3 separate regions of the Homo sapiens genome follow, and all the other regions are linked to region 1. A link is a loop called in an ENCODE intact Hi-C map of the cell type or tissue named here. Cell type or tissue: Caco-2. All regions are shown on one strand.

Region 1 (8,000 bases):
GAAACATGACCTCGCCAAGCTTTTTTTTTGAGATAGAGTTTCGCTCTTTTCACCCAGACTGGAGTACAATGATTTGATCTCGGTTCACTGTAACTTCTGCCTCCTGGGTTCAAGCGATTCTCCTGCCTCAGTCTCCCAAGTAACTGGGATTACAGGCAAGCACCACCACGCCCAGATAATTTTGGTATTTTTAGTAGAGACGGGTTTTCACCATGTTGGCCAGGCTGGTCTTTAACTCCTGAACTCAGGTGATCCACCCGCCTCGGCCTCCCAGAATGCTAGGATTACAGGCATGAGCCACCGAGCCCGATCATAGCTCACTGCAACCTGGAACTCCTAGGCTTAAGCGATCCTCCCATCTCAGCCTCCCTAGTAGCTGGGACCATAGGCCACACCACGACGCCCAGCTAATTTTTTTATTTTTCGTAGAGATAGAGTCTCAGTGTGTTGCCCAGGGTGGTCTGGAACTCCTGGGCTCAAGCAATCCTCCCACCTCAGCCTCTCAAAGTGCTTGGATTATAGGCGTTAGCCACCGCGCCCAGCCTCGCCCTGCATCTTAATGGCAGATCTAGGCCTAAAACCCCGGACCTTACTCCAAGGCCTGACATATCGCCCTCGTCCTTGCTGCCGCCTTCCTCTCTGGGCTCCCCCACCTCAGAGCCCCTTGTGGGCGCACAGCACGTTGGCCCAGGCGGGGCAGGGCTGGTCTGAGGGGATGTTTTTGACGGAGCGGAGCTCCAGATGCTGCACATTCCTGATCGGGTCAGGCCTGCCCTGCGGCACTCGGGGAATTAGCTTCGGTGAAGAGCCCCAGATCTTCTTTCTAGAGCTGCCCTCTTCCTGGCCAGCCCAAGAAGCGCGGGCGTTCAGGAACGCTCTCCCACCGCCTTGGGTGAGGCTGAAAGGCTGAGTGGATCCCCTGTTGCAGAAGTACTTCTGGTCAAGGAGGGGTTGGAGACGGGCAGGAAATTGCACCCCTTGTATCTTCCAAGGTCTCCAAATCCAGCACGAGGGGCATCTGGGAACAGGGTTTCTGCCAGCCCCACCTTGGGGCCGCATTTGGCGGGAACTGGATCTGCCTTCACCTGCAGCCCTGTGCGGGGCGTGACGGAAAGAGCGGGGAGAGGGGCGTCCTGGTGCGGGGGTTGTTGAGGTGAGAAGCCAGGGGAGGGGGCTCCGGGAGCGCCCTGACCTCGCGGACTGTTGGGAGGCGGAGGGGATGGGGGTTGGGGGAGAAGAGGGGAGCCTGGCAGCCAATGGGAGGGAGGATCTCGTTTCAAAAGGGTTAACCCACAGCCAATGGGAGCCTGGGGGAGCGGATCCTGCTCACTCCATTCAAGAATCCCAAGTATTCAAGATGGACGGCAGGGAGTGTGGAAGGAGAAAGGGGGCGAGGGGGGAAGAGCGAGATCGGCAGAGGAGAGGGTCTCCGCGGCCCACCGGCCTCGCAACCTCGGTCCCGGCCGGCGGGTGGCGGGGCGGCCGCTGGGGATCCAAGCCCGGCCCGGGAGAGGGGCTGGCGGGGTGCGAGAGGGCGTGAGCGAGGGGGAGCGAGGCCAGGGAGGGGAGCCAAGAGGGAGGGAAGGGCAGAGAAAGAGCCCGGGAAGAAGGAGGTGGCAGGCAGAGGATCCTAACGAAGAGCAATGTGTAGGTATCGAGAGCTTCCCGAAGGGTAACGACACCGATTTTCGGTTTTATTCTCTCTTGGGGAAGGGAGGGGGACGGTCTGGGCTCTTTCTCTCGTCTTCCTTTTTCCCTCCTCATTCTCCACTCGTGGGCATCTTTTCTATTTTTTCCTTTGGAAACACTGTAACTGGGAAGCACCAGGCGTGTCTTTCTGAGGTGGCCTCACTGTCATTTTCCAGTGGGGGGCGTGGTGGGGTAGGGATGGGGGGCTCCGCTGGGCACGGCCGAGCTGGGCCATCTGTCTCCACCTGGGTTGTGTGCGAGGGCGTGGAGTGTTCCGAGGGGGACCGGGGGCCGAAGGGCTGGAGCAGGGCAGGGAGTTCTGCACCTCCAGAAGTTGTAGGGTGAGCCAGGGGCGGTGTGGGGGTGTGAGGCTGGTTTTCGAGCTGATAGTTGTGGGGTGTTGAGGGGTGCGGGGATGTGTGTGTGTGGGGGGCGTGCGCTCACACTCCAGTTCTTGTTGTTTGGGTGTGTAATGAGGGCTGAGTTGTGCAGCAAGTATGGCTGAGAGTTTGTGTGTGTGTGTGTGTGTGTGTGTGGTGTGTACGTGCGCCTGTGTGGTCCAGCCTCGAGGTGTGTGTGTTCGGGGGGAGCACAGTTGGGTGTTGAAGGAGAGCGCCCCTCACCCCCCACTTCCCAGCTGCCTCTCTCATCCCATTCACAGAACATGGCTTTCAGGACCCTCCTGGTCTCCTCCTCCCGTCGCCATGGCTGCGAGGAGGGGGTGGGAGGAGACAGTTGGGGCCAGCCCCCTGCCCCTGCTGCTCCAGCTAACCCCCCACCTGCCCTTTCTCTCCCTTTCACAGGCTGGGCCCCATCCCCTGCTGCTCTGGGGGCAGGGGCCGGAAGATGGTGGCCAATGAGGAGGGGGAGAGGAGAGAACTTGAGCCGGGGCCTCCCCTCCCCCATTTCCTCCTCGGTCTCTACACTCGCTTCTGGAAGGAGCTGGGGGCTGGCTCCTGGGCCCAAGGTGGGGGAGGGGTCCTGCTGGCTGGTGAGTCGCTGGGCCTGCTCCTCAGGAATGAGTTGGGTGTGTGAGAGCTGAGGGGCTCTTGGCCCTTTCTCCCTGCACTCCCTAAGGAGAGACCTGGAAACTTCTTGGGGAAGAATCTTCCCCTGGCCTCCCTGAAGCTTGCTGTGCAGCCTTATCTTTGCCCCTCTGCCCCCTGTTGGTGTGATCCAGTTCCCAGCTGGGCCTGGTTTGCCCAACCCCAGAGCAGAGAGGTCACTGACCCTCGAGGGGTCTTGGTTTCCGCCCATTAAAACTGTAGGGCAGGGCCCCATGTTTGCAGATTACGGGAACAAACTCTGCCGGGGAGAGCGGGAGGGAACGTCTCCTGCTTCCTGAGGGGGTGGGACGAGGCTAGAGGGAAGCCCAGAGGAAGAGCTCCCAACTGGAATTCTGTCCTCTATTCCTTACGGTGGCTGTGGATTAGGGAAGAAGGCATCTCCCCTTCGTTGATCGGGGCACTGGAGGAATCACCCTCCAGCCTCTGTTTCTCTGGGCTGCCCAAAGTTCACTGGGTCAGAACTGGAGCTGGGCTCCGGGGCTGTGGCCCTAGCTGGAATGTGCCACAATAGAGCCTGCCTGGGTCTGAGCCTCCAGATATCCAGGTGTCCTTCCAGGGCAGCTTTCTGGCTTTGGGTGTTAATCTTCCGGGGACTGTTTGTCCTGTATTTAAGCCCCCTTAGGGTTGGATAGGATGGGGAAGTGCTAGGATGAGCTTGAAGACTCCCCAACCAAGGGTCCCTGGATAAGACAGGAAATAACTCAGATGTGAATCCCACTGCCAGTGAAAGCCTATCCCTAACTCTCAGTAACTGTGAGCGAATCACCCTCACCATTTTAATGCTGAATCTGCAAAGTGCTTTCAGGACCTCCAAAAGGAGATGCAGGGGTGGGGCTTCACCAGCAGCTTTCACCTCCCCGCCTGGAAGCTTCTCTCTACTGCGTGGGGAGCTGTGACTACAGGCTCCCACCTCTCTGGTCCTGGAAGGTCATCTGAGAGTGTTGCCTTGAGGCCTAGAGCTCTGCTTTATCTAAATTTAAAAGGAGATGGAAACTTAGAGAAGAGTAGAGGGTTCTGTAGTCTTGGGCAGCAAGCTCCTCTCTAGAAGGTAAGCTAGCGGAAATGCAAATCCAGATGAACACAGCCTCATACGAGTGACCTCCAGACTTTGGGGATTGCTAATAGCCGTTTTCTTTGAGGACTGAGCATCAAGCCCGAAGTATCCCTGCAGCTGCTTTAGTGGGTCCTGTCCTCCCATGCCAAAACCTCCAAGAAAAAGGTGGTCTCTGTGCTGGGGGTCAGGGGGTTGGTGAAGAAGGCGGCAAAAGGAAGAGTGGTGAAAAAATAGAATGAACACTAAGAATGGAATAAAAGGGAAAAAAGCTGTATTGAAGCAAAGAAGGGGCAGAGGGAGCCCGTGAGCTGAGTGGGCCAGGGACTGGGAGAAGGAGTGAGGAGGCAGGGCCGGCATGCCTCTGCTGCTGGCCAGAGCTCTTTTCACATTGTGCTACTGTCTGCACCTGTCACTAGCAGTGCAATGTTAAAAGGGCATTGGCCGTGTAGTGCTACCCAGCGCTGGCTGCCTCCTCAGCATTGCAATTCCTCTCCCATCTGGGCACCAGTCAGCTACCCTGGTGGGAATCTGGGTAGCCTCACTTGTTAGTTATACTAATAGCTCTCATTTATGGAACTACTTCTGTATGCAGTGCTTGTGATAGACACTGCCTCCGTTACTGTGAAACCTAATAACTTCTGGGAGGTAACAGCCCCATTTTATGGATGAAAAACTGAGGGTCAGAAAGGTTTAAACAGTTTGGCTAAGATTGTGTAGCTCTTAGGTTGCAAAGCCTAGATACAACCCTGTGTTAAGTCTTGACAGCTCACTCATCTTTTTGTAGACCCATCTGGAGAGATCTGAATAGGTTCTTCAAACTGGGAGATTTCCTGAGCTGAGGGGTGGAAGGTTTTGATGCCATCTGCTGGTTGTATGAGGATATCTTCCAAAGCCTCAAACCTTTAAGGACCAGAAGTGGTGGCAACTCCTTAGGCTAAGAAGGATAAGCATTCCCAGACTCAGCCCGGAATGGAGAGTGAGTGGAAAAAGATTAGGAGAATCACTATTAGGTACAGAGTAGGCCTCCTTGAGAAAAAAAGGAATGCACCAGAAAGGAAAGGGGGTTAACTCGAGAGGATTGCTCCCCAAAGAAAAGGACCTGTGTGCTGCTGGCATCCCATACCTACAGCTCCTTCCCTGGCTCATGAGGCATGGAAAGACCTCACTCCTTCCCTGAATCCACTTACCTTTCTCAGCACCACTCCCTCTTGGTCACGGGGTGTTTGATGGTAATGCTGCTTGAGGGCACACCTGTCTGGGCATCCAAGATTTGGACAGCGTTGCCCATGACTTAATCTTAAAGATTAATAGGATCCCTTGAATCAACCCACAGAATGATTCTCCCAGGACCAATTACAAGGAAATTGAGGCCGGGTGCGGTGGCTCACGCCTGTAATCCCAACACTTTGGGAGGCCGAGGCGGGCGGATCACCTGAGGTCAGGGGTTCAAGACCAGCCTGGCCAACATGGTGAAACCTCGTCTCTACTAAAAATACAAAAATTAGCCAGGCGTGGTAATGCACGCCTGTAGTCTCAGCTACTTGGGTGGCTGAGGCAGGAGACTCTTGAATGAATCTTGGAGGCAGAAGTTGAAGTGAGCCGAGATTGCGCCACTGCACTCCAGCCTGGGCAACAGAGCGAGACTCCATCTCAAAAAAAAAAAAAAAGAAAGAAAAATTTGAGAGCAATGACTCAGCCATTTACTTCTCTGTCTCCCACAGTGCCTAGTAGGCTTAATTAAAACTTGTTAAAATAAATTGAATGAGAGGAATATTTGGGGAGCTTCTTTAAGAAGGCAGCTAGTATTCCTGGTCTTTTGGCTAAGATCAAGTGAAGAAGGCAGCTAGTTTGTGCCTGGTTTTCAACAGCAGAGTTTGGGACTTGAGAAATCTTCCCTAAACTTTGGTGCAAGAAATGGGTCCAAGAGGAATAGGGTTTTGAGGTCCTCTGCTGGACCCTGAGAGGGATCTTGGCATCATGAGGCATGTAGAAACTGAAAGATGGGTCAGACTCCCCTGAGGCCTTAGTTGAGGGATGTTGGACATCTCTCCATGGCTTGCCTTTTTCCCTTGCCCTTTTACTTCTGTGCCTTCCAGTTCTAGTCCTCCTTTCTCCTGCCCAGACAGCCTCTCCATTCTGATCACAACAACAGTATTTGAGATAGTACAGTTAGCTTTATTTCCCTTTTTTTTTTTTTTTTAAGACAGAATCTCACTGTCGCCCAGGCTGGAGTGCAGTGGCGCGATCTCGGCCCACTGCAACCTCTGCCTACCAGGTTCAAGTGATTCTCCTGCCTCAACCTCCTGAGTAGCTGGGATTACAGGCGTGCACCACCATGCCTGGCTAATTTTTGTTGTCCAAGCTGGTCTGAAACTCTTGGCCTCAAGTGATCGCCCACCTCAGCCTCCCAAAGTGCTGGGATTACGGGTGTGAGCCACCGCACCCTACCATATGTTCCTTACTTTCTCCAGTCTATTAAAACTTCTATTTGAGCCTCTTGTCTGGGCACAAATAGCCATTTGATACTGCCACTCCACTCTAAAAAACAATAATTTTCCCATATTTCCCTAATACCATTGGGATTAAATCTAGATTCCCTAAATAGTTTATGGCTCCTGCTTCTCTTTCCTTTCATGTCCTCTCACCCACTTTTTAAGGAGACAAAGTTTTGCTCCAGCCCAGGCTGGAGTGCAGTGGCGTGATCATGGCTCACTGCAACCTCAGCCTCCTGGGCTCAAGTGATCCTCCTGCTCAGCCTCCTGAGTAGTCGAGACTACAGGTGCAGGTATGGCTTTTTTTTTTTTGAGACAAGATCTTGCTATATTGCCCAGGCTAACCTCAAAGTTTGGCCTCAAGCAAGCCTCCAGCCTTGGCTTCCTAAAGTGCTGGAATTAAGGCGTGAGCCACTGCTTTCAGCCCACAAGCAACTTTTATTTCCTTCAATTAACTAAACTTAAGTTACTTGACACATACTCTGTCTGAAATACTTCCATCACTTTTGCCTTTGCCTACCTAACTTCTTATCTTTCAAATGCCATCGTAGTCATCGCTTTTGTGAAGCCTTCCTTGACTCCTTACATCTAAGCTGAGTTCCTTTCCTATGAGCTCCCAAGCTTCCTCCACGTCCCTGCTTAGATCCCTTATTATCATCTTCTACTGGGATTTCCTGGTTATTGCATCTCCTACTGGACAGAAAGCTCCAGGAAGTCAGGTCACAGCTGCCTTATCTTCACCATGTGCTTAACATCTAGTGCTTAACACAATGCCTGGCAAGTAATAGATGCTTTATAAATATTTGGAATATTAATGAATGAATCTGGAAAGAATATTATAGCTTACCAAAAAATGATCTTTATGATGTATATGGTCTCCCCTGTAACTGTTGGGCACCCAACAACAGTAGGGATTTCATACCACTGCCAATAAAATGTCCCTTGGGTCATATGGTGGCATTGATGTTGCGATTTTGAGCTTTTTTTTTTTTTTTTTTTTTTTTTTTTTGAGACGGAGTCTTGCCCTGTCGCCAGGCTGGAGTGCAGCAGCACGATCTTGGCTCACTGCAACCTCTGCCTCCTGGGTTCAAGTGATTCTCCTGCCTCAGCCTCCCAAGTAGCTGGGATTACAGGCACGTGCCATCATGCCTGGCTAATTTTTGAATTTTTAGTAGAGACGGGGTTTTGCCATGTTGGTCAGGCTGGTCTCAAACTCCTGACATCAGGTGATCCACCAGCCTCGGCCTCTCAAAGTGCTGGAACTGCAGGCGTGAGCCATCGCGCCCGGCCTAATTTTTGAGCTATTTTGTTTCACTTCCCATCAACTGCCAGAGCAGCACTTTGGCTGACTGATTTTCCTTTTAGCCTTAAGTGTGCCCATGAACTGACCAGAGCATTACAGAACCAGGCTGAAAAGCCACGGGACTCAAGAAAATCCTTATTCTGAGATGAGCCTCTTTCAGAGCCCGATCCTGGATCTAGGCAAAATGGACTTACTGTCAGGGGTGCCAGCAGACACAAGCGGTTTTGGATGCTCTCGCCGAGTAGCTAACAAAACCCACCCCTCTTACTAAGGCAAAACTTCACCTGAACGCTTATTCCCCGGTAAAAGCTCAAGCAGTAGTCTTGCCATAGACAGGGCAACTGCTGCCCCCTAGTGGTATAAAGGGACAGGCCCGGGTGGGTGGGGGTGTGTGT
Region 2 (8,000 bases), 290 kb before region 1:
TCCTCTCAGCCCAGGGTATCACTGTGAGGCACCTTGTCAGCACAATTAAGTGACAGATATGGTGGAAAGAGCTGTTATGGTGGGAAGAACTGTTGGGCTGCCCCATCTTTTTTTTTTTTTTTTTTTTTTTTTTTTTGAGACGGAGCCTTGCTCTGTCCCTCAGGCCGGAGTGCAGTGGTGCAATCTCGACTCACTGCAACCTCCGCCTCCTGGGTTGAAGCGACTCTCCTGCCTCAGCCTCCCCGGTAGCTGGGATTACAGGCCTGTGCCACGACGCCCGGCTAATTTTTGTATTTTTAGTAGAGATGGGGTTTCACCATGTTGGCCAGGCTGGTCTCGAACTCCTGACCTCAAGTGATCCACCTGCCTCGGCCTCCCAAAGTGCAGGGATTACAACATGAGTCACCATGCCTGGCTGGATGCCCCATCTGGACCAGTCATCCTGGTCCAGAGAGAGGAGTGACTCTCATTCCTGCCTGCCCTCTCCCCCAATATGGAACGTAGAGCACTTGGTTAGAAGCCTGGCTCTGACACCAACTAGGAGAGGGCCTCCTAAGAGTGACTTTACATCTCTAAGTCTCAGTCCCCATATCTGGAAAATGGATTTAGGAATACCTCCTCCCTGGGAGTTATAGGGAGGGGAGGTAACATATGTCAAGTGCCTTGCGGAGATGGTGACTCAGTAATAGATGGCAACTGCGACTACTTCACAAAGACCCCCCCATCACCCCTCCCCCTTTCCCTCTGCCCAGCTCACACCTTCCTAAGAGACCCCTCTCCTCCTCCCACACACACAGCGTGCACTCTTCACACCCACTCCCCAGCCTCCTCCTTGGCTCCCTGGGGGCGGATGGGAGGGTGCTGGGGCGCGGCTCTGGCCTCTCTCCTGCACATCCCACCTGCCAAGGAGCTGCCACACGCCTTCCGCTCTATAAATAATAAACCATGAATGCGAGAAGAAAATAGTCAGAGCAGCAGAGTAAATGCCAAGAATCGAAGGCTCAGGCCTGCCCTAGCTCCTGAGCCCTGGCCTCCAGAGACAGCCTCAGCCCCTCCGTTCTGGAAATGAAGCATCCCCTTCTTTCTAGCTGCCTTGATGACATCCCGAGGCCCTGTGAGGCCATTGAAATTCTTCCACTTGTTATTTAAGTCAGAGAGAGAATTCTAATGTGGCCTCTCCACCCCACTGGGCACAAGAAGGAGCCTTGAAGGAGGAGGAGGAGGAGGTAGGAGATTGGTTGATTGTTCCTTGGAGTCCTCGGCCCTTTCCTCCTGAGACTTTCCTAAGCCAGGAGATGCTTTCACTGGTGATGGAGCAGGAGCTGGTAGGAAAAGCACAGGGTCCGGTTCAGGGGGCCAGCATGGCCTGGCTTTGAGCTGGGACACAGCTAGAGACCTTCGAGTGAAGAGGCTGTGAGTGGTCTGGAGCACGTTGTCTGGTTAGAGCTGACATACCAGCTTTGCAATCCTGGGCAAGTTAGCACCCTCTCTGTGCCTCAGTTTCCTCATTCATGACATGAAGGTAATAACGAAGCTGTCTCAGTAAGAATGTAGTGAAAGATTCGGCTTAGCAAGTGCCGCATTGGTTATATAATACTAGTCTGAACTCTGCATCTCCAAATGTTCCTGGACTTTAAGGACGCAGGGCAGGGGCCTCAGAAAACCATTTCCTTAGGTCGACACTGAGAAATATGTCTATTCTGTGGCTAGGCACATTGAAGCTCGGTTCCAGAAGGGTGTGTTTAGACCACAGTTTGCACTCTGCGAATGTACAGCCAACAGCCATCTTAGCTGGAAGCAGAGAGCCTAGGCCCCAGACCTCACTCCCTTCACTCTGCAGGGCCCCAGGCTGTGAGCTAATAATGCTCATTTGGGTTTCCTGTGACAGGGAGGCTCCCTTCTCTTCTTCAAGGACGTAATTTGGCAGATGGGATTTCTACGTGAGGCATACTTCCTTGTGAAATCTGAATGAAACCCCTCCCCTTCCAAAAAAAGAAGAAAAGAAAAGTGCTGGGAGATAAAGCAGCACCACAAAGCCCCATAGAAGGCGGTATGCATGAGAGCATTTTACAAGCACGCAAGTCACTCTAAGTGGTGCGTTAATCAGGATGCCGCCTGCCTGCTCTAAAGGAGCAATAGGAAAGCAGGTAACGGGTTTGAAGCCATATGCTGGTGCTTTGACTACACCCTTTCTCTCCTGCTCAAGAAATCATTCAGAATTCAAGCCAGTAATACTACTGAAAAAATGATAAATATGTGAGGTAGTAAATATGATCATTAGCATGACATAATCATTCCACAAGGTATAGGCATATCAAAACACCCACATTGTGCCCCATGAATACGTACAATTATTACTTATCAATAATAAATAGGGCTGGGCATGGTGGATCCCGCCTGTAATCCCAGCACTTTGGGAGGCCAAGGCAGGCAGATCACTTGAGGCCAGGAGTTTGAGACCAGCCTGGCCAACATGGGAAAACCCCGTCTCTACTAAAAACAAAAAAGTTAGCCAGGCGTGGTTGTGCATGCCTGTAGTCCCAGCTACTCAGGAGGCTGAGGCACGAGAATCACTTGAGCCCGGGAGGCAGAGGTTGCAGTGAGCCGAGATGGCGCCAGTGCCTGGGTAACAGAGTGACACTCTGTCTCAAATAATAATAATAAATAGTATTTATTTATCAAAAATTTAAACTTAAATTAGAATAAAAAGAAAAAAAGATTCCAGTGAGCAAAGGAAGACCCATGATGGGGATAACACCAAACCCTCTCACTGAAAACCGAACGAAGAGCCACTTGCAAATATCCGCTGGGGTTTGCAGTAAATAGGATTGTGGTGTCCAAACTATAAGTGGCTGGGACCCCCGGTACGTTCTGGGAGCTGCTGCTGTTTGCATGTTCCAACAGTAGGTGACCCCAGAGATCATTCAGTCCAGCCTCCACCTGAGGAAGGGGCCTCCTCTCAGCACACCTGCCAGGTGAGCAACATGCTGTCCTGGAGTCTTCCCAGACGTGTGGCACGCGTGTGGTGACTTTCCGCAGCAGGCGGTTCTGGGATTGAAGTCCTCGCCCACCTCCTTATAGAATCCTCAGGTCAGCCCAGCTCCTGGCTCTGCAGCTTCCCAGCCTCTAACTCCTACGGCTTTGTCTTCTCTGGGCTACACAGTCTCAAATTCCTTCCACTCACCTTCATCTGGTGTGGTTTTCCAACCTCGTGCCACCCTGGTTAGAAGCAGAAAATGCCCTCACCCAGCATTTCCAAAAGTGTGCTCCTCTGTTCCATGAGACGTCACCAGTATTTCTCCAAGACTGGCTTCTGTGGTCAAATAAGATTGGGAGACAGTGAGGTTAACAAAATGTAACAGATGTATTTGTTTGTTTACATCGTATGTTTCTCGGGGAGGGAGGAGGGTTGCATGGCATTTTCTAAACGTATTTGATGAGGTTTTCTCATCTGTCGAATGGGAATGGTGGCAGCATCTACCTCCCAGTGTGCCATCAGGAATAAAGGCAATCTTGCCAAAGGCTGGAAGTGTGGGATTAAGTGAGGCTGAGCGGGGACTTCAGCCTTGAGGGCTGTGATTGGCGATTTCAAATGGAAAGGCAGGCACTTTATAGGAAAGCAGAGGCACGAGTTGCCAGCAGGTATTTGCAGGCCCTTTTGCTCGAGGCCAGGAAAGTCTGAGAAGGAAGATAGGGATGGAAAAAGGGAAGGCCTCATCCACGTGGTCCCATTATGGCTTAAAGCTGTAGGAAGGCGCCAGTACAGGTAAATGACCACTGGGTGGCAGCACAATCCAGGGAATAAGATCAGACTCTTCCCTCCCTCCTCCCCCAGCCCCCCCACCTTCAACCGAGCTCCTTTACCTGCCAGGTAAAAGCTCAGCCGCTGTCCCCCGCTTCCTCCTCTGTTCTCATCTGACACCTGGGCAGATAGATTCTGCCAAGCACCGAGCTCCCAAGGACCTTTATTGATTTGTTTACTGAGCTACTTTGTGTTGGACACTTAGGGTACAGCCGTGGGCCAAGGCTGGAATGCATGGGAGCAGAGGCCTGGGATCCTCTGTCCTTCTGTCTCCTGGGTGCCTGCCAGAGAAGTGGCCCCCATCAGCAGCATGGAATGACTTTGAGCCATGCATTCTCAATGGGGCCATATGGCCCCCAAGGAGGTGAAAATTGGTTCTCACTCTTTTTATGCATAAAGCACAAATTTGCATACAGTACATAAACAGATATCTGTGATATCAAAGTTTCATGGAGGGGGGGACCACTAGGGGAGAAAATGTCTAGAAAGGCACCTGAGGGGCAGTAATGGGACAAAAGGTGGAGAAACGCTATTCTAAGTCAACCAAGGGCTCACTCTAGGTCTCACGCCTCTGGAAGGAACCATCCGCACACCCTGCCAGGCATGGCCAAGTGTTGGCAGGAAGGTGACCTCTCCCAGCTTCTGTCTGCTGGGTCTATGGACTCCTCTCTTTCTCTTCATTTATGCTCTCCTGCCCCAGGTGGGTTTTCTTGCACGAGAAGGCTTACCAGGTACGGGACACAGCCATTGAGTCCTCGGTGGTAACCAAGGTGAAGGGCTCCGGACTCTACGCCAACAGAGTCATGGATGTGTCTGATTACGTGACGCCACCTCAGGTATGGTACCCCTACCCAGAGAGGCATGTGGATGTCCAGACACTGGGCAGGTTGGAAGGGAGAAAGCGAGCAAAGAGTGCCAATGGGATTCCCAAACTAGAATCCATGATGTCACTGATCCAGAGGACCTCTCCCCCAGCAGCTGAGAGCTGTGTGAGAGCTTGGGCCTGCGGTGCTGGGCATCAGGAAAGCTGGGTTCCTCTCCAGGCTCTGCCACAACTTGTAATGCAATCAAGGACAACACACATGGGAGAAGGGGGCCATGTGGGTGGCTGCAAAGAGCCAGCTCTGCCCCTCACCAGCCCTGTGACCTTGGCCAAGTCACTAGACACAAGCCTTGCTTTCCTCATCTGTAGAGTGGGGATAATCAGTTATAGTCCCTGTCTCACTGATTGGGACTGTTGGATGTTTTTCTCTCCCTTCTTCTCCTCCCAAGGGCACCTCGGTCTTTGTCATCATCACCAAGATGATTGTTACTGAAAATCAGATGCAAGGATTCTGCCCAGAGGTGAGGGGAGGACAGAGGTTGGGTGAAGCAGGTCAAGGCTGAAAATGTTGGTGGGAGTGGGAGCAGTGGCAGGGAGGTATGAGCAGAGGCCCCAAGTCTGACCTTGCAACTGGGACCTGGGACCTCCACCCTCCTGAGGCTGTTGGTTATGGGGAGGTCGAGGGAGTCGCGGAGCTCACCAGGCCAGGACAGTGTCCTTCACCAACCTGTGACCCGTCTGCCCACAGAGTGAGGAGAAATACCGCTGTGTATCAGACAGCCAGTGCGGGCCTGAGCGCTTGCCAGGTGGGGGTGAGTCCAGCCCCTTACCCACCCCACAATCCCAAGTGTTAGTGGGACCCATGGGGGAGAGCCCGTCGTTGGAGAGGGAGTGGGAACCAGCCTGTTCCATGTCATTCTGCTGGCATTTACAGTTGCTCCCTGGGTGCCACACCCAGTGGGTGCTACAAAGGTGGCATGGCCCCTGCCCCCAGAGGAGTTCCCAGTCTAGGATGGTGGTGACAGACAGGGGTGCTTGAAGTGGCCTGTGCTGTCCAGGAGGTACAAAAGACTGTTGAGCCTGGGGGAGGGGGAGAGATTGCTTCTGGGTGAGCAGTACCCAAAGGCTTCCTTGAGGTGGTGACATTTGGGATGGTCCCTGAAGATGAATAGGATTTGGCAGGACAGAGGGGGCTTCAAAAAGTTCATTCCAGACAGAAGGAACAGCTGCAGCACAGACTCAGAGGCAAGGAAGGAAGCACAAGAAGAAGAGGTGTCCTCAGGGTTGCTGGGGCTCGGAGCACATGAAAGGAAGGCTGTCACCTCCCTTTGGCTGGGTCTGGGGCTCAGGAGAAGCAGCAGGAGAGAAGTCAGCTCCCTTTTCCCTGCCTGCTCTTTTCCCCCACTTGCCAGGGTCCCTGATGGGGGGAAGGGAAGAGGGAGGAAGGAAAGGGAGAGGAGCAAAGGGCAGGCAGCCACCCAGCAGCTGTGGCTCTCACTTTAGGGATCCTCACTGGCCGCTGCGTGAACTACAGCTCTGTGCTCCGGACCTGTGAGATCCAGGGCTGGTGCCCCACGGAGGTGGACACAGTGGAAACGTAAGGCTCCAAGCCAGACAGGAGGAGACAGGCCCCCACCTCAGCTCCCCTTTGCCCATGTGGGAGCCGTGCGTCTCTGAGCTTGAGGAGGGTCTGTGGCTTTCTCCAGTGTTGTCCCTTCCTGGTGTGGGGGGTGGCCTCAGGCCCAGGGTATCATCTTCCCCAGCCCACCCACCTGCCTCCTCCTCCTGCTGTGACACTCAGGCACAGACAGCCCCTTCCTATAGCCCACTCTCAAAGTGCCCTTTATCTATAAGAGGTCTCCCTTTGGAGGCATCCACCAGGAAAGGTCGCCCTCAGGTGAAAGCCTTCATTTCCCCCTCTTCTTCCTGGAAAGCTAAGGCCTCCTGTGCTCACCCACAGGCCCATCATGATGGAAGCTGAGAACTTCACTATTTTCATCAAGAACAGCATCCGTTTCCCCCTCTTCAACTTTGAGAAGTGAGTCCCCACTCCTTCCCTAAAGCCAAGATGCAGGCACCCCCGGCCCTGCCAACCTGTTTTCAGGGAAGTGGAGATGCCCCCTCGCCACAGTTCTTCCCACTTTCGCTCCACTGACCCATCTCCCTGGGCCTACCATTCCCAATCTCCCAGCGGGCCTTGGCCACTGAGGATCAGGTGAACTTTGGGGTCAGTTTCTCTGCCAGCCTCCCCACCTTGGGGCTCAGACCCAAACGGGAGTTTTGCTTGGGGTAGGAGAGGGACAACTTAGGCCTAGTCGTGGGTCAAGGATGCCTTCAACGGTTGAAACCCTTTCGGTCTCGTCCCATTCTTTTTCCCCACATCTAGCCCATGTGTGGAAATCCCTTTTCTCTTAGTCAGTTCAGCCCCCCTTCATTGACTTACTCATTCCACAGCTACTCAGTGGGCATTGGCCATGTGCAGAGGGCAATGCCAGTCACTACAGAAGTGCACTAGGCCAGGCGCAGTGACAAATGCCTGTAATCCCTGCACTTTGGGAGGCCGAGAAGGGTGGATCACGAGGTCAGGAGTTTGCGACCAGCCTGGCCAACATGGTGAAACCCTGTCTGTACCAAAAAAAAAAAAAAAAAATTAGCCAGGCGCCGTGGCACACCCCTGTAATCCCAGCTACTTGGGAGACTGAGGCAGGAGAATCGCTTGAACCTGGGAGGCAGAGGTTGCAGTGAGCCGAGATCATGCCACCGCGCTCCAGCCTGGGCAACAGACCGAGACTCCGTCTCAAAAAAAAAAAAATGCACAGAGTAACCAAGAATGATTCCTGCCCTCTCGAACTCCCAGCCTGGCAGCTGGAGATTAGTCACCGACATACATCACCCTGATACACAGGGAAGGCGGTGATGGGGCACCAGAAAGATGCAGGGAAAGGAAAGAGGGGAGGGAGATGGCGAGGTCCAGATGAAGGCTGAGGGCTCAGATCCCCCCTAGGCCTGGGCTCCGGAAGGCGGGGAGAGATTGCACAAGACGATCTTCCCATGAACCCTGGGCTGACCTCTCTCTCTGCTCCTCCCCAGGGGAAACCTCCTTCCCAACCTGACAGCCAGGGACATGAAGACCTGCCGCTTCCACCCGGACAAGGACCCTTTCTGCCCCATCTTGCGGGTAGGGGACGTGGTCAAGTTTGCGGGGCAGGATTTTGCCAAACTGGCGCGCACGGTGAGGACCTAGCCATTCTTCCGCGACCCCAAACTCCCCACCTTCAGCCCTTTCCCAGATTTCAGGGCCCTTTGGCCGGCACTGGCCAGGAGCCGCCGCGAGACAGCGCCACCTGGTGGAAGCATCCCAGGCCGCCACTGGCT
Region 3 (8,000 bases), 150 kb before region 1:
GTTGTTGATGAGACAGGTGATGCCAAAACCCACAAGCAGCAGGTTGGTCAGGGTGAAGGCACTGATGGCATTGGTGAGCTTTTGGATCTTGCAGTAGCGTGGTCTGATGGATTTGGTAGCAACCCCGTCCCTGAGGAGTACGGGAAGTCACTGGCTGCTGCCTCTACGTTCCCAGGACTCCCTGGTTCTTGGCCTGGCCCCTCCCCCTTCAGATGTGCCTTCGATGTCAGGGCAGCAGAAAACACAGAAATCCATGTTTCTATGGGAAACCCATAGAAACCCACGTTCTCTAGCTCCATGTTTCTCAAAGTGTTGCTCCCCTACCCAATGACACACGCATCAAAGCGGGTGCTTTCTTAACATGCAGATTCACAGGCCTCATCTCGGCCCTCAGAATCTCAGCGGGGATATCTGCAAATCTGCATTTGGACAAATATCCCCCACTAAGTGATTCTCATGCACACTTGAAGGTTTGAGAACCAAGGATGGGAAGGAAGGTGGGAAGTGGGAAGCTCTCACACCGTCTCTCATCAGAAGTCCTCAGGAAGGTGTCCCTGCCCTAGACATAAGCAGATGCCCTCCTGGGGACAGCAGCTTGGCCTGACTGTCCAGCGCTTCCTCTCTCCGGCACAATCAAGGGCACTGAGGCCAGCCCAGGAGAGAGGTCAGTAGGCTGGGGTGAGGACAGGCGGCCCATGTGTCCTGGACAGAAGGGCCCTGCTAGGGGACCCTCACCATTAGGAGCAGAGGGTAGAGGAGGAAGGCTCAGTGCCAGGGCCAGGCTCTGCTAGCAGGGAGGGAGGCCACTGGATTTCCTTCTCTCCCAGTCTCTTTCTCCCATCCTCTTAGGATAAACAGGGACTGTTTGGATGAACACAAAAAGAGCAAAAGCAGTCACAGAATCTGGGTTCAAGACTCCATGGTGAATCCCAGCTACTCGGGAGGCTGAGGCAGGAGAATCGCTTGAACCTGGGAGGCAGAGGTTGCAGTGAGCTGAGATCGTGCCACTGCACTCCAGCCTGGGCGACAGAGCAAGACTGTCTCAATAAAAAAAAAAAAAAAAACCCTCAATGGTGGTCTCCAGCCAACAAGACAGCCCTCAAGGATCCTGCCTCCTGGTATTCCCCTGCTTTGTCCAGTCTCCTTCCACAGTATATCAGGGTTGCTCTGTGCCTATAATAGAACGTAACAGAAGTGATGGTATGCTACGTCTGAGATTATGTGAGAGAAGATACGGGGTCTCTGTCGCTTAGCCCTCTTGCTCAAGGGAAAGCAGGTGCTGTGTCCTGAGCAGCCCTATGGAGAGGCCATGGGGGTAATTGAACTGACATAGATTCTCCAACCCCAGTCAGCCCTTCAGATGACTGCAGCCCTGGCTGACAGCCTGACTATGTCTTCATGAGAGACTGTGACTCAGAATCAGCCGGCTGAGTCTCTCCCTGATTTCTGACTGTCAGAAACTGTATGAGATGAGAAGTGTTTGTTGTTTTAAAATGCCAAGCCTTGGGGTGATTTGTTATACAGCAATAAATATCTAATATACCAACTCTACCTATTCTAGCCCTAACAAGACTTTAGCGTGTACCCTTATAACACAGGTTCTGGAGGCTGCCACTGAAAGCTGTGTGATCTTGGGTGAATGACCTAACTGTGCAACCCTGTACCTCGGTTTCCTCAACTGCAAAATGAAGATATTAACGCATCTACCTCAAAGAGGTGTTGTAGGACTAAACAAGGCAAGGTGCCAAGTGCACAGTCAGCACTCTGCATTAGCTATTCTTATTATTAAGCAAGCCAGGTCCCTTCCTAGCCTCAGTTTCCTCATCTGTAAAATGGGGAGGTACCCCTGATCTCCTAGGGTTCTTGGGAGAAAGCAACAAGTTGCTGGATGTAAACGCACAGAGAAAATGAAAAGCACTGCCTGACCACTTGCTGTCACCATCCCTGTACAGGCAGGTCACCTGGCATCTCCGAGGACAGTGCCCTGAGTTGGGGCGTCCACGCAGTCCTTGATCCGCCAGTCCATGATGTAGCCAATGAGGGGGCAGGTGAGAAGGCACAACAGCTGCATGGCCCCGAAGACGGAGGAGTAGAACCCAACTGGGCAGGATGGGAAGGGCAGTGGGGTCAGGAACTGGCACTCAGTGGACACTATCACCCCTTCCAGCGGAGGCCAGAGAGCACCAAAATAGCCTTCCTCTGAACCCAGACTCTTACATCCCACAAAAGGGTTACCTGGGTGGGCCCAGGCCTAGAGGAGTCCCGCCCCCTGAGAAGCGGGTTGCAGTGGGGTGGGCGTGAGCCAGGGCCCTGCTTTCATAGCCCTACCTGTCTCTGCCACCTTTTGTTGCTGTTCATTTGTCTCTGTGGGTAGGGAAACGTATGGTGAGGGGAGCTCAGCCAGGGTGACCCGCCTGTGCCCCCAACCCCCAGGGGCCTCAGCGGTGCCTCACCATGCTCCTGGCCACCAGTCACAAGGTACTCCAGCATCTTGTTCACAGCAGCCATGTAGAAGATGATCCGCAGCTGGGTCATGCCCATGGTGAGGAGGCTCCACAGGAAAGTGGGGGAGCAGAGGCTCTTGCGTAAGGGGACAGACCCTGGGGAGACAGCAGGGGGCGCCCCTGAGCCCCAGACCTTCCACTGCCCTCTGATTGTCCCAGCTCATGCAGTTCTTGGGGGGAGTGACACTAACTATGTGACTTTGGAGAGAGACTGGTTTCTTCAAAGACGGGAAAGTTCAGATTCACTTGCCTCCAGGCTCTTGCTCAGCTCAGAACATTTTTGGATGTATGTCCTATGCTTCGTGTGGTAAAAATAACTCAGTTAGGTGCCATGGCTCACGCCTGTAATCCCAACACTTTGAAAGGCAGAGGTAGGAGGATCACTTGAGCCCAGGAGTTCAAGACCTGGTGGTCAACATAGCAAGACCCTATCTCTAAAAATATATATATATATTTATTTATTTATTTATATACAGAAATTATATATATATTTATATATATAAATATACATATATATAAAAATATATATATATGAAATAAGCCAGGCATGGTGGTGCACACCTGTATTCCCAGCTACTCAGGAGGCTGAGGCAGGAGGATTGCTTGAGCCCAGGAGTTCAAGACCAGCCTGGTGGTCAACATAGCAAGACCCTATCTCTAAAAAATATATATATATATAAAATATAATATAAATATATATATAATTTATATATAAAAAATAATATAATATATAATATAATATATAATAATATAATATATATAATTTTGTGTATATATATATATATATATATATATATATATATATATAAAAAAATAAGCCAGGCATGGTTGTGCACACCTGTATTCCCAGCTACTCAGGAGGCTGAGGCAGGAGGATCACTTGAGCCCAGGAGGTCAAGGCTGCAGTGAACTATGATTGCACTACCGCACTCCAGCCCAGGCAACAGCAATACCCTGTCTCTATTTTACAAAAAAAAAAAAAAAAAAAAACCTGGCAGGGCACGGTGGCTCACACTTGTAATCCCAAAACTTTCGGAGGCTGAGGCAGGAGCATCATGAGGTCAGGAGTTCGAGACCAGCCTGGCCAACATGGTGAAACCCCGTCTCTACTAAAGATACAAAAATTAGCCGAGCATGGTGGTGCACGCCTGTAGTCCCAGCTATTTGGGAGGCTGAGGCAGGAGAATTGCTTGAACCCGGGAGGCGGAGGTTGCAGTGAGCCAAGATCATGCCACTGCACTCCAGCCTGGGCAACAGAGTAAGGCTCCATCTCGGGGCGGGGGGGAAAGAAACAAAAGAAAAAAACTCTGAAGCACTCACTATGGGCTACATACTTGACATTTATTACCCCATTTAATAAAATCTTACAACAACCCTATCCTTATCACATTTTACTGATGAGGAAACTGCAGCTCAGGAAGTTAAATGACTTGCTCAAGCTCACAGGGCTGGAAGCAGCAGGTCAGCCTAACTCCAGCTCGTGCCCTTAGCCATGTTGCCCTCTGAGAATCGGCACTGGGGGTAACCACCCTCAAACTGCACACCGTTTTGCACTTTACAAAGAGCTTCCACACCCATGGTGTCATTCAATCATCACAACTAACTTTACAGTTTGTGGGGTGCTTTTAGTGCTAGTTTAAGAGGTAAGGAAATCAAGAGCAAGGTTAGGTGATCTACACAAGTCACATAGCCTATAACTGGAGAGCAGGACTCAAACTCCTCAACTCCCGCTCCTGACTCCAAGGAGCTCCTTCCACTTATCATGGAGCTGGCGGTCCTGGGATCTTCATGTACCCTCCTGAGAAGCAGCCCAGGCAGGTGCTGCAGCTCCTCCTGTGACCAGCAGGGGGCAAAAGACAGCCAGGTGTGGAGGACCCCTGCCAGGAGGCTCACGGGCCTGGCTGCACCTGATGCAATAAGCTCAGAGGTTGCAAGGGGCCCTGAGGAAACCAGCTACCCGACAGGCCCAGAGACCTTGTCCCCATTTTGGAAGCTCCTCCCTCCCCAATCCCAGGAATCCAGCAGGGTAACCCTGAATCTGAACTTCCCAGCGTTAGCTGAGCTTTGATGTGCCCATCTGTAAATGAGGAGCATGCCCCACCTACATCATGGGGTGTTGTAAGGACTGAAGAGGGGTGCGAATAAATACTCAACCATGAGTGCTCACTGAATATGAGGACCCACCATCACTATCCCCCAAGGCCGGCACCTTGACCAGACACTCACTCTCAGGAAGGTTTTCTGAGGTGCCCCGAACATCCTGGGGTGACATGAAGGCATCCGAACCGTCCTCCAGGCTGGGGGCCTTCTGGCTGAGCCTCTGGCCCATGGTGGTCACATGGGTGTAGAAGAGGTCACCTGTCACCTTGTGGTCCAGGGCCAGCCCACTCAGCTTGATCTTCTTCCTGCAGGCAGCCAGGCCAGAGTGTAGAGGAACCAGTCACACAGAGCCCACCTTCAACGGCCTAGTGCTCGGCGGCCATCCCAGCGGTTTCCAGCACTCCTTTACCCGGCATTGACATGCTCACAAGCTCCTAATGCAGAGCTTCTGTTTCTGTTGCTCAGAGCTTGGCTCAGGGACCAGCTTAGCACAGATGCCAAGTAAATGAAGAGTGGATCAGCTGTTTTTCACTTGGGCTGTTCCCATGGAGGAGGCAGCATTAACACCTCAGACTCCAGAGTCAGACAGCCTGCGTCCAACCTAAGATTCACCCTCCTTTGAATGGCATGACCTTTGGAAAGTCACTTTGTTCCCTGTACTTTTGTTATTAATGGGGTTAATACCCAATCTACATCATACAGCTGTTTGAGGATGGTATAGGGGCTAAGTACAGTGCCTGGCATAACTGTCAGTTCTGTAATGTCACCTTATGTGCTTGGTGTGGAGTATCACCTCTTGCCTCTGCTGAACTGACAGGGGGCTGGAAAAAGTTGGCATTCAGGTGGCTCCACAAAAGATGGGGTGCTTGATTCTTTTATGTCCCTCTTTTTGGGACCACATGGCATCGAGTGCCATTGCTGAGGTGCCTCCTACTCAGATCTCCTCCAAACCCAGAAAGGATGAAAACAGTATTTGTCATTACTTTTTTTTTTTTTTTGAGACGGAGTTTTTGATCTTGTTGCCCAGGCTGGAGTGCAATGGCACGATCTCGGCTCACCGCAACCTCAGCCTCTAGGGTTCAAGTGATTCTCCTGCCTCAGCCTCCTGACTAGCTGGGATTACAGGCATGCACCACCACACCCAGCTAATTTTGTATTTTTAGTAGAGACGGTGTTTCTCCATGTTGGTCAGGCTGGTCTAGAACTCCCGACCTCAGGCGATCCACCCTCTTCGGCCTCCCAAAGTGCTGGGATTATAGGCATGACCCACTGCGCCTGGCCCATTACTTTTAATGGCAAAAACCACAATTACTTTTGCACCCACATAAATAGTTACCATGAGCTGAGCATGGTGGCTCACGCCTGCAATCCCAGCACTTTGGGAGGCTGAGCCAGGCGGATCACTTGAGGCCAGGAGTTCAAGACCAGCCTGGCCAACATGGTGAAACCCCGTCTCCACTAAAAAATACAAAAATTAGCTGGGTGTGGTGGCGCGTGCCTGTAATCCCAGCTATTCAGGAGGCAGAGGTTGCAGTTCACTGAAATCATGCCACTGCACTCCAGCCTGGGCGACAGAATGAGACTCTGTCTCAAAAATAAATAAATAAATAAATAAATATTTACCATGTTTTGACCACCTGTTATGTGCCAACTGTATTACTTAAAAACACCCATGGGAGGCTGGGCACAGTGGCTCACGCCTGTAATCGGACACTTTGGAAGGGCAAGGGGGGAGGATCCCTTAAGGCCAGGAGTTCAAAACCAGCCTAGGTAACACAGTAAGCCCTGTCTCTACAAAAAATAAAAAAATTAACTGGGCATGGTGGTGTGTGCCTGTAACCCCAGCTCCTCGGGAGGCAGAGGGAGAGGTTCGCTTGAGCCCAGCAGTTTTAGGTTGCAGTGAGCCAGGACCAAGACACTACACTCCAGCCTGAGTGACAGAGCAAGACACTGCCTCTAAACAAACAAACAAACAAAAGCGACCTGTGGGTAGGTAGGAACAGGCTCATAGTACAGATGAGAAAGCAGAGCTTGGAGGGCTCAAGCGATTTGCCAAGCAGAGGTCCAAGCCGAGGTCTCTCTGAATCCAAAGTTAATTCCGTCTATCATATCACCACAGCCCTCTCTGCCCCAGGGAGAGTCTCTGCCCACTCCAGCCACTCACGTGTAATTGACTTCCTCAGGGGCAGGAAAGGCTTCGATGGGCCAGTTGAGGGTGCAGTTCAGAAAGATAAGGCAGGCCAGGCCAGACCAGGTGAACATGATGACCACGAAGGCCACACCGGCATCGTAGATCAGCTGTGAGAGGAGGGGGCAGGCCCGTGGGGGAGACTGCCTGGCCCCAGACCCCACCAAGGTAGATCCCAGGCCTCAGAGGCCTTAAAGAAGTTCTCTTCTCCCCTTGTCCTTGTGCCCAATTTGCAGATGAGGAAACCAAGACCAGAAGTTTAGAGTCAGACTCAGAAGACCCATCATTCCTTTTTCTTTTTCACTTGAGGCCCCCTAGAGAGCTATGAAATAGTCTCCACAAAGCCTGAAGTTGCTGGCCACTGGCTCAAAATATCTCTGAAATTTCCATTATCTTAAAAAAATACATACATTTTTGCCTATGACTCCACAAACATTCATGTTCATGTTCGCACAAAAATGTCCATTTCATAGTACGTACAAAGGAAACTTAGTGCTCTAGGTTTACCGGGCCTAATCGTGTTTATCCTGCCCCTTCCTGGCACATTCCCCAGGGGAAAAGGCAAACCCAGACTGCTCATGCTCAGCCTTTTCTCACCTTTCCCAGGTCCTCCCACGTGCAACAACTGGGGGGGTTGGGGAGAGGGAGGTGCAAGTGCTCTGCCCAAGGGCTCTCAACCCCAGGGCAGGTAAGTTCTCAATTGAATGAGATTCTGTGCAAATGTGTCAGCCCTTCTTATGGAAGAAGCTGATGCACCATCTGTCCTCTTGTCCTCCCCATACCATCTGACCAGGATAATTAATGTCTGCTCTCCCCTCAGGCTCCTGCTCAAACCTTTTTCTCTGCAGTCTTGGACCTTGGTGCCTTTTCCTCCCTAGGGGCAGGACAGAGCTTCAAAGGGCCACACCCCCAAATGTGTGGAGGTAAGATCTGGCTCTTCAAACACTACTTCAGTTGAAAAGAAGGGAGAACTGCCCACCCTCCATGCCTGCCCACCAGAACAACTGATGGCCCCCCCACCCATGCGCTCTCTCAAACTCCTTTGGAGACACTGAGCAAAAGTACCTTCTTTAGTACTCTTTGTAAAGTGCAAAACGGTATGCAGTTTGGTACTGCCCACCGTGGAGGTTGAGGAGCATGGCATGGCTCAGTCAAAGGGTCCTTTGATATTTGACAGAGGAAATTGAGGCCCCCATCTTGCACTGAGC

The links. Peaks named below come from ENCODE experiments on the same cell type or tissue, not always from the same donor. Only the 100,000 strongest peaks of a DNase experiment are listed, where the experiment ranks them.
Region 2: it touches region 1 in a loop (12-fold over the local background); 81 of 110 quality-filtered maps call a loop at or near these places.
Region 3: a loop joins it to region 1, with 6 times the contacts of the local background. A loop is called at or near these places in 24 of 110 quality-filtered maps.

What each region holds. Positions count from the first base shown.
Region 1 is chr11:57,637,026-57,645,025 of GRCh38, forward strand. It overlaps MIR130AHG (MIR130A host gene), which reads left to right and starts at 1,351. Exons shown (of 2, transcript NR_186232.1): 1 at 1,351-1,647. MIR130A (microRNA 130a) reads left to right here and starts at 4,173; the gene lies at 4,173-4,261. RefSeq lists silencers at 1,275-1,464, 1,485-1,544 and enhancers at 2,391-2,970, 6,245-6,744. In Caco-2, a CTCF peak has its summit at 7,965 (motif pointing left); DNase peaks (open chromatin) are centred at 770, 2,666, 4,665, 7,956 and 1 weaker place.
Region 2 is chr11:57,342,042-57,350,041 of GRCh38, forward strand. P2RX3 (purinergic receptor P2X 3) reads left to right here. Exons shown (of 12, transcript NM_002559.5): 2 at 4,503-4,638; 3 at 5,075-5,146; 4 at 5,374-5,437; 5 at 6,129-6,222; 6 at 6,586-6,663; 7 at 7,716-7,857. Among named protein-coding and RNA genes, the nearest start is that of P2RX3, 7.7 kb to the left of the region's middle. RefSeq lists an enhancer at 7,788-8,000. In Caco-2, CTCF peaks have their summits at 3,784 (motif pointing right), 3,994 and 7,962 (motif pointing left); DNase peaks (open chromatin) are centred at 3,770 and 7,703.
Region 3 is chr11:57,489,263-57,497,262 of GRCh38, forward strand. It overlaps SLC43A1 (solute carrier family 43 member 1), which reads right to left. Exons shown (of 15, transcript NM_003627.6): 7 at 6,769-6,902; 8 at 4,731-4,909; 9 at 2,454-2,600; 10 at 2,329-2,364; 11 at 1,962-2,100; 12 at 1-130. Among named protein-coding and RNA genes, the nearest start is that of SLC43A1, 22 kb to the right of the region's middle. RefSeq lists enhancers at 229-729, 3,973-5,172. In Caco-2, CTCF peaks have their summits at 2,585 (motif pointing right) and 4,336 (motif pointing right); DNase peaks (open chromatin) are centred at 2,606 and 4,399.